Linked DNA regions of Homo sapiens: region 1 is linked to region 2. The links are chromatin loops, found by intact Hi-C in ENCODE. Cell type or tissue: spleen. All regions are shown on one strand.

What was found. A loop is a pair of places that touch in the nucleus more often than their neighbours do. Peaks named below come from ENCODE experiments on the same cell type or tissue, not always from the same donor. Only the 100,000 strongest peaks of a DNase experiment are listed, where the experiment ranks them.
Region 1: a loop joins it to region 2, with 5 times the contacts of the local background. A loop is called at or near these places in 44 of 110 quality-filtered maps.

Annotation. Positions count from the first base shown.
Region 1 is chr11:56,830,931-56,838,930 of GRCh38, forward strand. No RefSeq gene overlaps it. Among named protein-coding and RNA genes, the nearest start is that of LINC02735, 14 kb to the right of the region's middle. In spleen, no CTCF peak of the experiment used is centred here; no DNase peak of the experiment used is centred here.
Region 2 is chr11:57,120,609-57,128,608 of GRCh38, forward strand. The region is part of intron 6 of LOC105369309 (a long non-coding RNA gene); the gene reads right to left. Among named protein-coding and RNA genes, the nearest start is that of LRRC55, 57 kb to the right of the region's middle. RefSeq lists an enhancer at 3,858-4,501. In spleen, no CTCF peak of the experiment used is centred here; a DNase peak (open chromatin) is centred at 3,158; H3K27ac peaks cover 1,732 bases; H3K27me3 peaks cover 3,099 bases.

The sequences.
Region 1 (8,000 bases), 290 kb before region 2:
GGGACCTAACTAAACTAAACAGCTTCTGCACAGCAAAAGAAACTATCAACAGAATAAACAGGCAACCTACAGAATGGGAGAAAATATTTATAAACTATGCATCTGACAAAGGCCTAATGTCCAGAATGTATAAGCAACTTTTAAAAATCAGCAAGCAAAAAATAAATCTCATTACAAAGTGGGCAAAGAACATGAACAGACACTTCTCATAAGAAGAAAACCATGCAGCCAACATACATATGAAAAAAGTGCTTATCATCATTAATCATCAAGGAAATGCAAATCAAAACTACATGAGACACCATCTCACACCAGTCAGAATAGCTTTTGTTAAAAAGTCAAAAAAACAAACAAACAAAAAAATGTTGGCCAAGCTGTAGAGAAAAGAAAATGCTTATGTGCTATTGGTGGGAATGTAAATTAGCTCCTGCACAGTGGAGAGCAGTTTGGCGATTTCTCAAAGGACTGCGTTGAGCCAGCTATCCCATTAGTAGGTGTACACCTGAAGGAATACAAATCTTTCTACCAAACAGACACCTCAACCTGTATGTTCATCACAGCACTATTCACAAGTGCAAAAATATGGCATCAACCTAGGTGCCCATCAATGGTGGATTGGATAAAGAAAATATGACATATATGCACCATTAAATATTATCCATCCATAAATAAGAATAAAATTATGTTCTTTGCAGTAAGACGGATGCAGCAGGAGGCCATTTTCCTAAAGAAAATAATAGAAAAACAAATACTGTTATGTTCTCACTTGTAAGTGCGACCTAAACATTGGGTACACACTGACATGAAGACGGGAAAAATAGACACTGGAAAATACAAGAAGGAGGAGGAAGGGAGGGGGTCAAGGGCTGAAAAATTACCTATTGGGTACTGTCTTCACTTCTTGGTTATGTTAGTCCATTTTTGCACCACTATAAATACCCGAGGCTAGGCAAGTTATAAACAAAAAAAGAGGTTTAATTGTGTCACAGTTCTGCAGGCTGTACAAGAAGCATGGCACCAGCATCTGATTGTAGTGAGGACTCAGGAGCTCACAATCACGGCAGAAGGTAAAGGGAAAGTAGTCAATGTCACATAGCATAAGTAGGAGTAGGAGATGTGGGGGAAGAGTCACACACTTTTAAACAATAGATATTGTGAAAATTCACTCTTTAACTATCATGAGGACAGAACCCAGCCATTCATGATGGATCAACCCTGCAGTATCTTCTGCAAGGCCCCACCTCCAACATGGGGAATCATATTCACCATCAGATTTGGAGGAGACAGACACCCAAATTATATCACTGTCTGACAGGTTCAATCATCTTCCAAACCTCAGGGTCATGCAATACACCTTTTAACAAACCTGCACATGTACCCCCAGGAATCTAAAGTAAAACACGTAATAGACAAAAGAAAAGGAAAGTCAGATACTAGTTACATTTCAGGCACTCCTGAAAGTGTAGTCTACATACTGCTTCCCTTTCTTACAACAGTTAATGTGGCAAACCCTGTGCCTCAACCTTATCATTTCAGTGCACGCTAGCCAATTTTCTTGATGCCAGCTACATTTCTTTATCTGAGGATCATCTTCCCACTACTTTTCCACCACCCAGCAAGCCAGAAGTGTTAAAAAATTTAACACTCCCAAAGAGCAACTTTCAACCAAAAACTTATTCAAAAAATGAGAAAAGGAAGCAAAAGTGAAAAAATAACTAGTGGGACAAAAGGAAACAACAGAAAGACTTTAGATTTATGTGCAATCATATCAATAATCACTCTAAATGAAAATGTTCTATATACCCCCAATTAAAATGTAAAATTTATATTAGTATGAATAAAGCAAGATCAAAAACATACCTCCTAAAAGAAACTTACTTTAAATATTAAGGGACAAATAAGTTAAAGTTAAAAGGCTGGGAAAAGATAAGCCTTGCTAAAACTAACCAAAGGAGAGCTGGCACAGCTGTCTTAACATCGGACTAATTAAATGCTACAACAAAGAAAACAAACAGGGATAATGATGGTAATTCCATATTAATAGAGAAACCAATTTATCAAGAAGACACAACAATCCTAAGCATTTATGCACTTAATAGCGGAGCTTCCAAATATATGAAGCAAATACTGACAGAAATGTAAGGAGAAATAAATAAATCCACAACTAGAGTTGGAGATTTCAACATTGTTCCCTAAAAATTAATAGCACAAGTCAATAAAATATCAGTATTGACATAAAAGACTTAGACAACACTATCAAAACAAACATTATCGTTTATAGAACACTTCAATAATAGCAGAAAACACATTGTTTTTAAATGCAGTTAGAATAGTAGCCAAAATAGATTATATTTTATCTCAATAAAAAGCCTCAATAAATTTAAAAGAATTCAAGCCATGGAAAGTATGTTCTCTAACTCAATGTAACTAAATGAGAAACCAATGATAAATAGAAAGCTCTCTGGAAAATTCCTAAATAGTTTGAAAATAAATAATATAATTCTAAATAATCTATGAGTGAAAAAAGGAACAAAAATAACTAGAGAAATTATTTTTAATGGATAGAAGATGAAAACGCAATGAATCAAAAATGAGCGGAAACCCAGTAAAGTGGCTCATAGAGGGAAGTTTGTAACGCTAACCACCAACATTAGAAAAGGAATATTTCTTAAATGACTCTGAGCCAGAATTCCTCTGATGCCAAAATCATACAAAGACGTTACATGAAAAGAAGATGACAGATACCACACTTTGTTCTCTCCTAAGTGAAACTTCGTTCCAACCAACTGCACTGTTCCTTTCTCTTTGCCTCTGTACATCTTCTTATTCCAACCTGGAATGCCTTTTCTGTTAACTGTGGATAATCACTAACTTCTTGCATGAAATTTTTACCCACCACTATAGCAGACAATCATCCATCCTTCTTCTACAATTCTGCAGCATGTTTTGCCTTGAATAAAGCAAATGATACTTTGAACTGCAGGTTTTCTTTATTCTCTTCTTTTTTTAAACACAGGGTGAACTTTTTAAGTACAAGATGTTTTTTCTATTTTAAAATATTTAATTGGCAAATAAATATTGTATCTATTCAAGATGTATAATGCAATGATTTGATATATGTATACATTGTGTAACAATAACTGCAATCAAATTAATTAACCTATCCATCACACTCATGCTGTAAGTGAGATCCCCAGAACTTAGTCATATTGTAACATAAAGTTTGAAGTTGGACCAACATCTCCCCATTTTTTCTACACCCAGTGCCCAGAAACCACAGTTTTACTTTGCTTCTGTGGGTTGGACTTTATTAAAATTTCACATATAAACAAGATTATGCAGTTTTTGTCTTTCTTTGACTGGCTAAATATACTTATAACAATGTCTTCCAAACATTCATGTTGTCACAAATGACAGAATTTTCTTCCTTTCAAAGTCTGTATGTATTATATTGTGTATACGTGTCACATTTTCTTTCTTCATTCAAACACTGTTGGACACCTAGGTTGATTCCTTATCTTAGCTATTGTGAATAATGCTGCAGTGAACCTGGGAGTGCAGATATCTCTTCAATACACTGATTTCAATTACTTGAGATTTGCACCAGAAGTAGGGTTGCTAGAGCATATGGTAATTCTATTTTTAGTGTTTAGAGAAACCTACACACTGTCTTCCATAATGGCCGTATTAATTAATATTCTCACCAACAGTGTACAGTTGTTCTCTTTGCTCCACATCTTGGCCAACACTTTTTACATTTCATTTTTTTGATAATTGTTATTATAACAGGTGTTGTCTTTTATCTTTTTGATACTAGTCATTCTAACAGTGATAAGATGATATTTGTTTATAGTTTTTAGTTGCATTTCCATGATGATTAGTGATGTTGAACAGTTTTTCAGATATCTGTTAGCCATTTGTACATCTTCTTTCGAAAAATGTTTACTCAGGTTTTTGTCAGTCTTTAATGGGGATATTCGTTTTCTTGCCATTGAGTTGAGTTCCTTATACATTTTGGATATTATTTGCTTATCAAATGTATGATTTGCAAATATTCTCTCTCAGTCTGTGGGTTGTGTCTTCACTCTGTTAATTGTTTGCTTTACTATGCAGAAGTTTTTAGTTTGATGCAATCTCATTTGTCTATTTTTGCTGTTGCTACTTTTGCTATGTTTCTGGGGTCACATCTAAAGACATCCTTGCAAAGACCAATGTCGTGGATGGTTTTCCCTGTGTTTTATTCTATTAGTTTTACAGTTTCAGGTCTTACATTTAAGTTTTAATCAACTTTAAGTTATTTTTGTATATGGTATGAGATAAGGTCCAATTTCTTTATTCTGTGTGTGGATATCCAATTTTCCCAAGAACATTTATTGAAGAAACACTCCTTTCCCCATTGTGTATTCCTGGCATCTTTGTCAAAAATCAATTGATCATAAATGTGTGGATTTATTTCTGGGCTCTCTATTCTGTTTCACTGGTCTATGTGTCTATTTTTATTCCAGTACCATGTTGTTTTGATTACTATATCTTTGTAAGTCATTTTGAAGTCAGGTAGTGTGATGCCTCCACTTTCGTTCTCTCTACTCCAGATTGCTTTGTCTATATGGCATCTTTTGTGATTCCATATGAACTTTAGAACTTTTTTCCATGTATCTGAAAAATGCCATTGAAAATTTGAGGAGCATTGCATTGAATCTGTAGATTGATTTTTGTAGTACAGACATTTCAACAATATTAATTCTTCCAATTTAAAAACATAGGCATCTTTCTATTTACTTGTGTCTTTTTCAATTTATTTCATCAATGTATTTCCATTTTCATTGTAGAGATCTTAAACCTCCTTGGGTAAATTTACTCCTAAGTATTTTTTGATGCTATTTTAAATGGGATTATTTTCTTAGTTTATTTTTCAGATAGTTCATTGTTAGTGCGTAGAAACACTCTTGATTTTTGCATACTGGTTTTGTATCCTCCGAATTTACTGAATTTATTTACTAGTTCAACAGTTTTTGGTGGGGTCTTTAGGATTTTCTTTTTTTTTTTTTTACTTTAAGTTTTAGGGTACATGCACAAAACGTGCAGCTTTGTTACCTATGTATACATGTGCCATGTTGGTGTGCTGCACCCATCAACTCATCATTTAGCATTAGGTATATCTCCTAATGCTATCCCCCACTCCACAACAGGCCCTGGTGTGTGATGTTCCCTTTCCTGTGTCCAAGTGTTCTCATTGTTCAATTCCCACCTATGAGTGAGAATATGCTGTGTTTGATTTTTTGTCCTTGGGATAGTTTGCTGAGAATGATGGTTTCCAGCTTCATCCATGTCCCTACAAAGGACACAAACTCATCATTTTTTATGGCTGCATAGTATTCCATGGTGTTTATGTGCCACATTTTCTTAATCCAGTCTATCATTGTTGGACATTTGGATTGGTTCCAAGTCTTTGCTATTGTGAATAGTGCCGCAATAAACATACGTGTGCATGTGTCTTTGGATAATGTCAACAAACAGAAACAATTTCACTTCTTCCTTTCCTTTATGGATGCCTCATTTCTTTTTCTTCCCTACTTTTTTGGCTAGGACTCTAGTAGTATGTTGAATAGAGAGATGAAAGGGGCATCCTCATCCTGCTCTTGTTCTTAGAGAAAAACTTAATTTTTAACCATTAAGAATGATATTTGTTCTGGGTTTTTCATGTATGGCTTTTATTATTTTGAGGTAAATTTCTTCTATATCTGATTTGTTCAGAGTTCTTGTCATGAAAATATGTTCAATTTTGTCAAATGTCTTTACTGCATCTATTGAGATATTCAAATGGTGTTTTACTTCCACTTTAATATAATATATTACATTTATGGATTTGTATATATTGAACCATTCTTGCACCCCAGGGATAAAGCCTACTTAATCTTGATGATTTTTTAATGTGCTGTGAATTTAGTTTGCTAGTATTTTGTCAAGGGTTTTTGCCTCTATCTTCATAAGAATGTCTGCCTGTAATTTACTTTTCTTGTAGTCCCTTTGTCTGGCTTTGTATTAGGATAGCGCTGGCTTCATAAAATGTTTTACAAGTAAGTATTCCCTCCTTTTCAATTTATTTTCAATCTCTATCAGATACAGTATAGAAGTATATTATGTTCACCTGCAAAGGATAGCGGTATACATTAAGTTTTGCCACAGGGATATTTTAAATTTCCTCTTCTCGTATATAGTACACTTTGAAACAAACTTGATTTCCTGGGCATTCTGCAAGAAATCATCATGCTAGTGAAAGGGAAAGTTGCCTGAACTAAAAATACACTCAAACATCTGAGATGTTGCAAATAGTTCGACTGGTTACTCAAATATCTGGAAAAAATGATTGGAAGATATGAGACAAAGAAACCTGGATAAGAAGTATGTGGATATAACTATGGGTATGTGCACAATGGGTGCAGACTGTTTTGTCTCATATCAATGTCAATGAATATTACCCCCTGTGGAAGTCACCGAACAGGTAGATGGGATGACTTGACCAGTTGATGGCAACCACCCTTTTTCTTCAACCACCTCAGTGCTAACACAGTGGATTCATGAACAACATAACCATGGTGGTAGGGATAGAAGCTACACAGAAATACAGCAGCATAGGCTTCCCTTGCCAAGGTTGATCAAACAGCCTCACTAATGCTGTTGATGTTGCTGTTGCTGAACATTCATCTTGCAATAGAAAGGCCTGATTCTGGGCCATCAATATAATCCCATCCCTTGACTACCCCAACCCCTGAGCCACAGGTGTTAAGTTGATCATATCAGACTCCTTCCACATTGCAAGAAGCAATGTTTAGATCTCACTGGATTAACAAAATTTTTAGATAAGAATTTGCCTTTCCAGTCTGTGATGCTGTATTAGTCCACTTTCACACAGCTATAAAGAACTGCTTAAAACTGGGTAATTTATTGAAGATAGCAGTTTAATCAACTCAGTTCTGCATGGCTGAGGAAGCCTCAGGAAACTTACAATCATGGTGAAAAAGGAAGCAAACAGGCCCTTCTTCACATGGTGGCAGAAGAGAGAAGTGCTGAGTAAAGGGGTAAAAGCCCCTTATGAAACTCAGATCTCATGAGAACTCACTCACTATCACAAGAACATCATGAGAGTAAGAACCCCCAAGATTCAATTACCTCCCACCAGGTTCCTCCCACTACATGTGGGGATTATGGAAACTACAATTCAAGATGAGATTTGGGTGGGGACACAGCCAAACCATATCATTTCACCCCTGACCCTTCCCAAATCTCATGGCCTCACATTTCAAAACACAATCATGCCTTTCCAACAGTCCCCCAAAGTCTTAACTCATTCCAGGCTTAACCCAAAAGTCCAAGTCCGAAGTCTCATCTGAGACAACGCAAGTCTCTTCCATCTATGAGCCTGTAAAATCAAAAGCAAGTTAGTTACTTCCTAGAAACAATGGGTGTACAAGTATCAGGTAAATACACCTGTTCAAAATAGGAGAAATTGTACAAAGCAAATGGGCTACAGGCCCCATGCATGTCTGAATTCCAATAGGCCAGTCATTAAACCTTAAAGTTCCAAAATGATCCTTTGACTCCATGTCTCACATCCAGGTCATGCTGATGCAAGAGGTGGGCTTTCATAATTTAGGCAGCTCTGCCTCTGGGGCTTTACAGGGTATAGCTCCCCTCCTGGCTGCTTTCATGGGCTGGCATTTCATGTCTACAGCTTTTCCAGGCACACAGTGCAAGCTGTCGGTGAATCTACTATTCTGGGATCTGGAGGATGGTAGCCCTCTTCTCACAGCTCCACTAGGTAGTGCACCAGTGAGGATTCTTTGTGGGGGCTCCATCCCCATGTGTCCCTTCCACATTGCCCTAACAGAGCTTCTCCATGAGGGCTCTGTCCTTACAGCAAACATCTATCTGGACATCCAGGCATTTCCTTACATCTTCTGAAATATAGGAAAGTGGTTTCCAAACCTCAATTCTTGACT
Region 2 (8,000 bases):
CTGAGACACCTGAAACTTCTGCAGCTAATTTGTAACCAACAGGGAGCCTGGCTGAAGGCAAAGACAATTTCCTAAGGATTGCAAAGAGGATAGATGAGTAATGACATCTCTGTCTACTATCTCACGCTAACCTGCAGCACCTCCCACCTCAGGACTTTCAGGGATGGCTGATTTTTAAAATTCCTTTTTATTTAAACCAGTCAGTTTTCTGTGATCACAGCTGAAAGCATCCAATCAGAGGCATTCCATCATCCTTTCCAGCCCCATTACTTCCTAGAAGCTATATTTCTAAGGCCACTCGCAACAGTAAACGTGTTAAAGAGAACCTTACAAACATGAGCTCCCCACATCTCTAAGAAGTAGTAAGATATTGTGATATAATAAGAAATACATATTTGGTCTTCATTTCTTGTTTCTGACACAGAGCTCCTAAATCCCTTGGAATTTCCTGGGTGAGAGGAATATCTTTTGTTCTAATGAGATAATTCTTTTTTGTTTGTTTGTTTTTGTTTTTTTTTTTTTGACATGGAGTCTCACTCTATCACCCAGGCTGGAGTGCAGTGCAGTGGCGTGATCTCGGCTCACTGCAAAGTCCACCTCCCTGGTTCAAGCAATTCTCCTGCCTCAGCCTCCCAAGTAGCTAGGACTACAGGCATGTGCCACCACACCCAGCTAATTTTTTGTATTTTTAGTAGAGACGGGGTTTCACCATGTTAACCAGGATGGTCTCGATCTCCTGACCTCATGATCTGCCGACCTCAGCCTCCCAAAGTGCTGGGATTATAGGCATGAGCTACTGCTACCAGCCAGTGAGATGATTCCTGGTAGCTCCTGAATGGGGGCTGGTCACCAGAAAGACCAAGCCATGACTGGAAGCTCAGAACTTTTAGCCAACCCCCTGCTCCTATCCTTGGGTGAGGGGAGAGGAGCTGGAGATTGAGTTAATAATGATCATTTCTACATAATGAAGTTTCCACAAATTACCTTGCATAATAAAGCCACATTATGCCTATGTGATGAAACTCTCCTAAAGTATGAGGTTCAGAGAGCAGAAGGGTCAATAAACAAGAACACATCGCACGCCAGGAGGGTGGTGTACCCCAACTACATGGGGACAGAAGCTCCTGCTCTTGGGGCTTTTCCAACCCCCATGGGCCTTTTCATCCTCTATCCTTTTTATAAGCAAGTGTTTCTCTGAGTTCTGTGGCACTGTCATAGCAAGTTATCCACCCTGAGGAGAAGGTTATGGGAATCCTCCATTTATAATGGGCAGCTGAGAATAAAAGAGGCCTGGAGGTGAGACTGGCATCTGAGGTGGGGGCAGTCTTGTGGGACTGAGCCCTTAACTTGTGGGATCTGGTTCCAACTTCAGGTAGGTTGTGTCATTATTGAATTCTAGGACACCCAGTTGGTGTTGGGAGAATAAGAGAGCTGGTTGGTGTTGGGAAAAAAAGAAAACCACACATCCAGTGTGGAAAGTGAAGCGTTCTGTGAGTACAGAAGGAAAAACCATTTGTTTTTCCTATATGGGTAGGGACTATCTTTAGGCCCATTTAAATAAAGAACAGGGGTTAAAAGGTTAAGTAATCTGAGACAACAGAGTGGCTTAGCCCAGAATGTGAAACCTGTCTGACCTGAGATCTTTGCTCTTACCCACTCTCTACCAGAAACTCTGAGAAAAAAAAACAGAAATTTTTCCAATCAGCCAGAAAGTTGCTGAGGGTCAGGGATAGAAATCCTTAATCATTCAGAAAGCCTCAATTTGAGAAATCTATCTTTTCAGAATCTCTTAAACTCCTTGAAACTCTAAATTGCTGCCAGAATGTTAGGAAGGGCTGATAAGCCCTTTGAATTCTTGTGCTATACTTTGGATTCTTCAATCATGATGATGAATCCCCAGCTAATTTCTACCATCTTTTTTTAAGAGATTGCACTATTTTCCAAACAATGTGCAATTAGGCATTGATTTTTATTATTAGTCCAAAGTCACATTGTTCTTCCTCTCTCTTTTTTCAGCTAACTGTTGGAGGTTGCTAAAGGTTTTTTTTATCTATTCAATAGAAAAAAATTATAAATATTTATTATGTAAAAATTACTGTAAAGAAAAGAGGACAGAACATAAAAAAGAAATGATCTATCACAGAACAAAAGTTATTGATCTTGAGATGTAACAAAAGACATTTAGGCAGGTTCTCAAGCAGGACTTTCTAACTAGAAGAGTAAAAGATATTGAAAGTGTTAACCAGAAAGCACATAATGAAATATCTCACAGAGTTTCTCCCAAAAAAAAGGGTGTGGAAATTTTAGGTGCAAACTTTCTTGATTGTGAAGGAGCAAGACTAGTTGTTTTGTTTTTGTTTTTGTTTTTTGTAACCATTTGGTTACAAAAAAAATTCAAACTAACTTAAATAAAAAGAGTTTACTGGAATGATATAGGAGTATCTTACAGAAGCCAAGCACAGGAACACCAAAAACAAAAGTCATTCAGCTGCCAAGGCCATCCCTCCCTGTCTTTCTCTTGCTTCCTTTTTTTCTTTATTTGCTTATCTTTCTCTCTCTCTTTTTCACTCTCTTTCATTACATTGTCATTCAGTTTGTTTTCAAAGCATTCTCTCTGCAAATGAGCTCTTCCTGTTGTACTACATACATCCCATTACCCAAGATGGCCCCTTCAGATCTCAATTCTAGATCATCTGAGAAGGTCAAGACACACAGCAAGCTAAACAATTATCTCTGCAACCCAATTCCAAATTTTCTGGGGAGGGTATGATTGGGCCAGCCCAGGTTCTGGGTTGTTCTCCTGAGCCAGGTACCCACTACTTGCCCAATCAGCTGTGACTAGAGAATAAGAAATATTCCCTAAGAACATGGACTAGAGTCCATTTCTGCTTACATGGGATGGGGAGAGCAAGGCAGAACAACTGTTCTCAGATTATACGGTGGGAGCTGGGTGAGTTCCCCAAAGGCTGTCTGCTGCACGTGATCTTTAGGGCTTTCTTCCACCATGAAATTCTCTATTCAAGAAGTTTTAATGATGACTTGGCTTCACCCTGCCCACCCCCTCCATTTCTCAAACGCAAATGCAAATAGGCAGGAGAAAGGAACTCGAGGCAGTGCCCGGCTCTGCTCCTCAGTTACGGAAGCTGGGCCCTAGGGTGGCGTTTCCTCCCAGAAGAAGTATGGGATGGAAGTGGTATTATCTTCAGCCTAAGCGAGGAAGCACAACCTCGGCAATTTCCTGGACCTTGCCCTCAGCTAATTAGCACTTTCACCCATCAGCCTCAGCTCAGCCCCAGAGTTAACCCTTTACCCGCCTCCATCAATCCTCGTGCCTCAGATTTCTCAAATCCCCTGCCCACCTCAAACACACACACAAATGTGTAGCGGGAATGGAACAGGGCTCTGCTCAGGCCATTCGCCTGAGTCCCTCATCCACATTGCCTACATAGAGGACTTTCTATTAAATAAAATGAAAAAAAAAGGTCATTGTGGTACTCCCCTGCTCCAAACCCTTCTCTGCATCCCCTCTATCAACAGGACATGGGTCCTTGACTTGGGCTAGAAGGTCCTGCAGACACAGCCCTGTATATCCCACTAGACTTGTCTCAGGCTCCTCTACAGTAGACATAGCCCATGTTTCAGCCTTCACTGAATTGTCTGCAGTTCCCTAACTCGCAGTATGATGTTCCCATCTCTGCACATTGCTACATGCTCCTCCTCCCATTTGAACTGCACCTCTTCTCCTCAGCCGCTCATGGCTATGCCCCTGCTTCTGCGGTGGCACTATGGCACCAGGAGGAAGTTATCTGGGTTCATGTCTGCTCTCTGTATTGAGCTTTTAACTCCTTAAAAGCAAGGACTCTGCTCTGCTCAGGGCCATATATCCAGGGCTGAGGGGAGTGTTAGTGCATCACGAAATGCTTGAAGGAAGAACACAAGAGAGAATGCAAATGAGAAGAACAGGAAAGAAACAGGGAAGGAAGAAATCTTCCTTCCCCTTAACAATGTCCCTGACCAGCTGTGAAAACAAAGGCAGGTGGTTCTCGGACAGAGCATACTTCTTCGATCAGTCCTAGGCTTTACAGCTTTCAGAACCCATTCATACACAAAAGCTCATTTGATCCTCATACATCCCTGTTAGGCGAACAACAATTGCCCCCATTTTACAAAGAGGAAAGACAAAAGCTAGAGAAGTTAAGTGACTTGAAAGAGCACCAGCGAGTCTCGGCATTCAGAGCCGAGGGGATTCCTTCCCCACAAGAGGATGCTTTCCTGGTCAGCAGAGATCAACTGTGCAAGGGGTTGGTGGTCTCTGAAGTGTCCCAGGCTGGCTTAGCCTGGAGGCGATCCCACTTTGAGCAGCCACCCAGGAGCTGGTGTCCCCACTCACTGCCCAGTTCCTACCACAGTACAAACATCATATTATTTCCCTGGGTCGAACAGCCTGACGCCAGCTCAGCTTCCTTCTGGCCCCTGTCTCTGTCCTACATCTGGGGAGACAGTGAATAATCCTTCCTTTCTTTCTGGAGGTTGTTGCCTTCAAGGTATTTATAGACTGCTCCTGGCCCCGCTGAGGCATCTTTTCTCTCCTGTTTAAATTTAGCTGCCTTTGTCTTCTTCCTCTGACTTATCTGCTGATCCTGCCTGGATTTCCTCTACTGCCTTTGTTCTCCCTGTGTTTGTTCCACATGTCTCTCATCTGCTGAGCCCAACGATCTCACCAAAGAGTTTCTCTGAAGCCTTATATAACTTTCTCCTCCATGCTCAGACCTCTCCAACAATCCTCTCTCTGCCCACTTTTCACTTTCTCTTGCAGCAAGTTTCACCTTTATCTTCTCTCAATCCAGTCCATTTGCAAAAAGGGAAAACTGGCATGGCCAATTTGCAAACAGCCAGAACAAAAGACTTTTCGATCTTGTCTGCCATTTTTACTTTTAAAGGCTCCTGGTTTTGACATGTCTAACTTGAGTCGCACATCTCAGAATCATTTTGTCTTATGTGTGCGTAGACGTGTCAAAGTCTTGGGCATCTTTGTTCTTTCAAAACTGACCATAAGACAGTTCTTGTCTTAGCACCGGAAAGAGCAATTGCTCTCAAAATCCAGAGGAGGAAAGTGCACTGTTTTGCCTGTAATAACATTTAATAGCTATAAGGTAGATCGAGATGAGATGTCCCACCTCTAAATCATAAAGGGGTCTCTGATCCTAAGGGCTCCAGGCTTAGGCAGGTCAATAAATGAAGCAGGCCTGACCACAGATATTAGGCACCTGCAGCATGTATACAGTAAAGGCAGTAGCATATCTCATCATTCTGGTCTTCTGATTTGTTCCAGACACATCAAAAATCTGGACTTTTAAATAATGGCAATTAATGCAAAATTTTAAAAAATATTATATGATCAGAATAGAACACAGACCACAAGTTGTGGCCCCCGCACAACCCCATCCATCCTCCGCTTTAGATGTCAGTCATCCTTGCTCCCTGCCACCTCCCTAGCCATGGCTTATAGACCAAGTGACCCTTCCAGATTCATTTAGCATTTCTATTGCACTCAGTCTTACAGCTTCATTTCCACTCCTCTGCTATTCTTAAAACCGGATTCTGGGCCAGGAGCGGTGGCTCATGCCTATAATCCCAACATTTTGGGAGGCCAAGGCGGGTGGATAACATGAGGTCAGGAGTTTGAGACCAGCCTGGCCAACATGATGAAACCCCATCTTTACTAAAAATACAAAAATTAGCCGGGCGTGGTGGCATGTACCTGTAGTCCTAGCTACTCAGGAGGCTGAGGTAGGAAAATTGCTTGAACCCAGGAGGAGGAGCTTGCAGTGAGCCAAGATCACGCCACTGCACTCCAGCATGGGTGACAGAGGGAGACTCTATCTCAAAAAAATAAAAAGTTTAAAAATTTAAAAAATTAAAAAAACTGGATTCTAAACCAATAACAGCAGGACTTTCCCTCTAATTCAAGCTCCCTGTGGACTTTCTGTCTTGTCTTTATGCTTGGCAAGAGTGGTGTTCATTTTCAGAATGGTCTCCCAGAAGATCTTCTGTGATACATCAGTCGGGATGAGCTAGGTTATACTCTAGAAACAAATGGCATTAAAATCCCAGAGGTTTAAATTACAAAAATTCACTGCTTGTCCATGCCACAAGTCCACTGAGGGGCTTTGCTCCAAGCCACTTGGACTCAGGTTGGTGGGGCAGCCACTATCTGAAGTGTTACCACCATCATGTCAGAGTATGACAAATCGCACACTGGCTCTCAAACCTTTTTCCCAGAAGCAACACTTATATCTCTTCGACTCACATTTCATTTCCCAGAGCAGGTTACACAGCCATATCCAATTTCAAAGGAGATGAAGAAATGTCATTTTATCATGTTCCTGGAAGGCGGGAGGATGGAAGTGTCTGGTAGCACTAACTGATTACCACATATGGTATTTCCACTTTAGAGGGAGGTTTCTTAGTTAGTTCTACCCATTGGTTCCAAAGTCATTCATTTATTCATTTAACAGTAATAACTGAGCAAAGCCCTGAAGTGGGAAATCTAGGGACAGGAATAAGAACTGACCTTTACCTTCAAGCAGCTATGACTTATCTAGGGAACATCCACAGATCTGTGCCAATAATTTGTAAACAAGGTACACAGGAGGTGCCTCAGGCAAGTGTAAATGAAGTACTGAGCATAGAAAAGGCAGTAAACATGGGGACATTGGCATCTGGGCAAATCTTTGGAACAGGAGAAAGGTAGACATGAGCAGGAAGGACCTTTCCTCTCCCCTCCCACACCCAGGTAGCTGCACTGCCCATACGAAGCAAAATCCCTCCACCCGAATATTTGTGACCACAATGATAGATGAAAGTACCAAACAGGTACAACTTCCTGAATAACTAGTCCTACACCTGGGCATATGATGCAGGCAAAGAGAAATACACATCACATCAAAAGCAGTTCCCACCCCTACCTATGGGTCCAAGACCACAATAAAGCTCATTGCTTCAATTCAAACTTCAGCTCCTCCACTTACTTGCTACATGAACTTGGGCAAGTCATTGAGCTACCTGTGTCTGTTTCCTCATATGCAAAACGTAGGTAATAATGGTACCTACCTCAAAGGGTTGATATCAGAATTGAATGGGTTAATACAGGTAATGAGACAAGTAAAGGCAGGCCGGGCTCACAGTAGACATCATGTAAGTAGTGGCTAGCACCCTCATCCTGCCCTCGTCATTGTCTTGATATGATTGTCATCTTGTTGCTTCTCCCTCCTTCAACATCTCAGTTGCTTACTACAACTCCTAAAGTGTGTGTGCTTGGCATTGACTAAGACTGTTCTTACGTGGTCCATGGAAGGAGATTTCATCCTCAAAAAACATTAGGCAGAGGGAAGAGGGCTTTGTGCCCTCAGGGGTGGTCTACCTGAACACTATTGTGTACCCCATCTCTTCCTCATCACCAGTAAATTTCTAATAAATATCTCTTTTAAACTTTTATTTTAGGTTCGGAGGTACATGTGAAGGTATGTACACAAGTAAATTCGTGGGTTCGTTTTACAGATTATTTCATCAACCAGGAATTAAGCCCATTACCTAATGATTATCTTTTCCACTCCTCTCCCTCCTCTTACCCTCCACCCTTGAGTAGACCCCAGTGTCTCTTGTGTCCCGCTTTGTGCTCATAAGTTCTCATCATTTAGCTTCCACTTATAAGCGAGAACATGTGGTATTTGGTTTTCTGTTCCTGCGTTAGTTTGCTAAGGATAATAGCCTCCATTTCTATCCATGTTCTCACAAAAGACATGATCTCATTCTTTTTTACGGCTGTAAGGTATTCCATGGTGTATATGTACCACATCTTCTTTATTCAATCTGTCAATGAGCATTTAAGTTCAGTCCATCTTTGCTATTGTGAATAGTGCTGCTATGAACATTTGCATGCATGTGTCTTTATGGTAGAATGATTTATATTCCTCTGGTATACATCCCATAAAGGAACT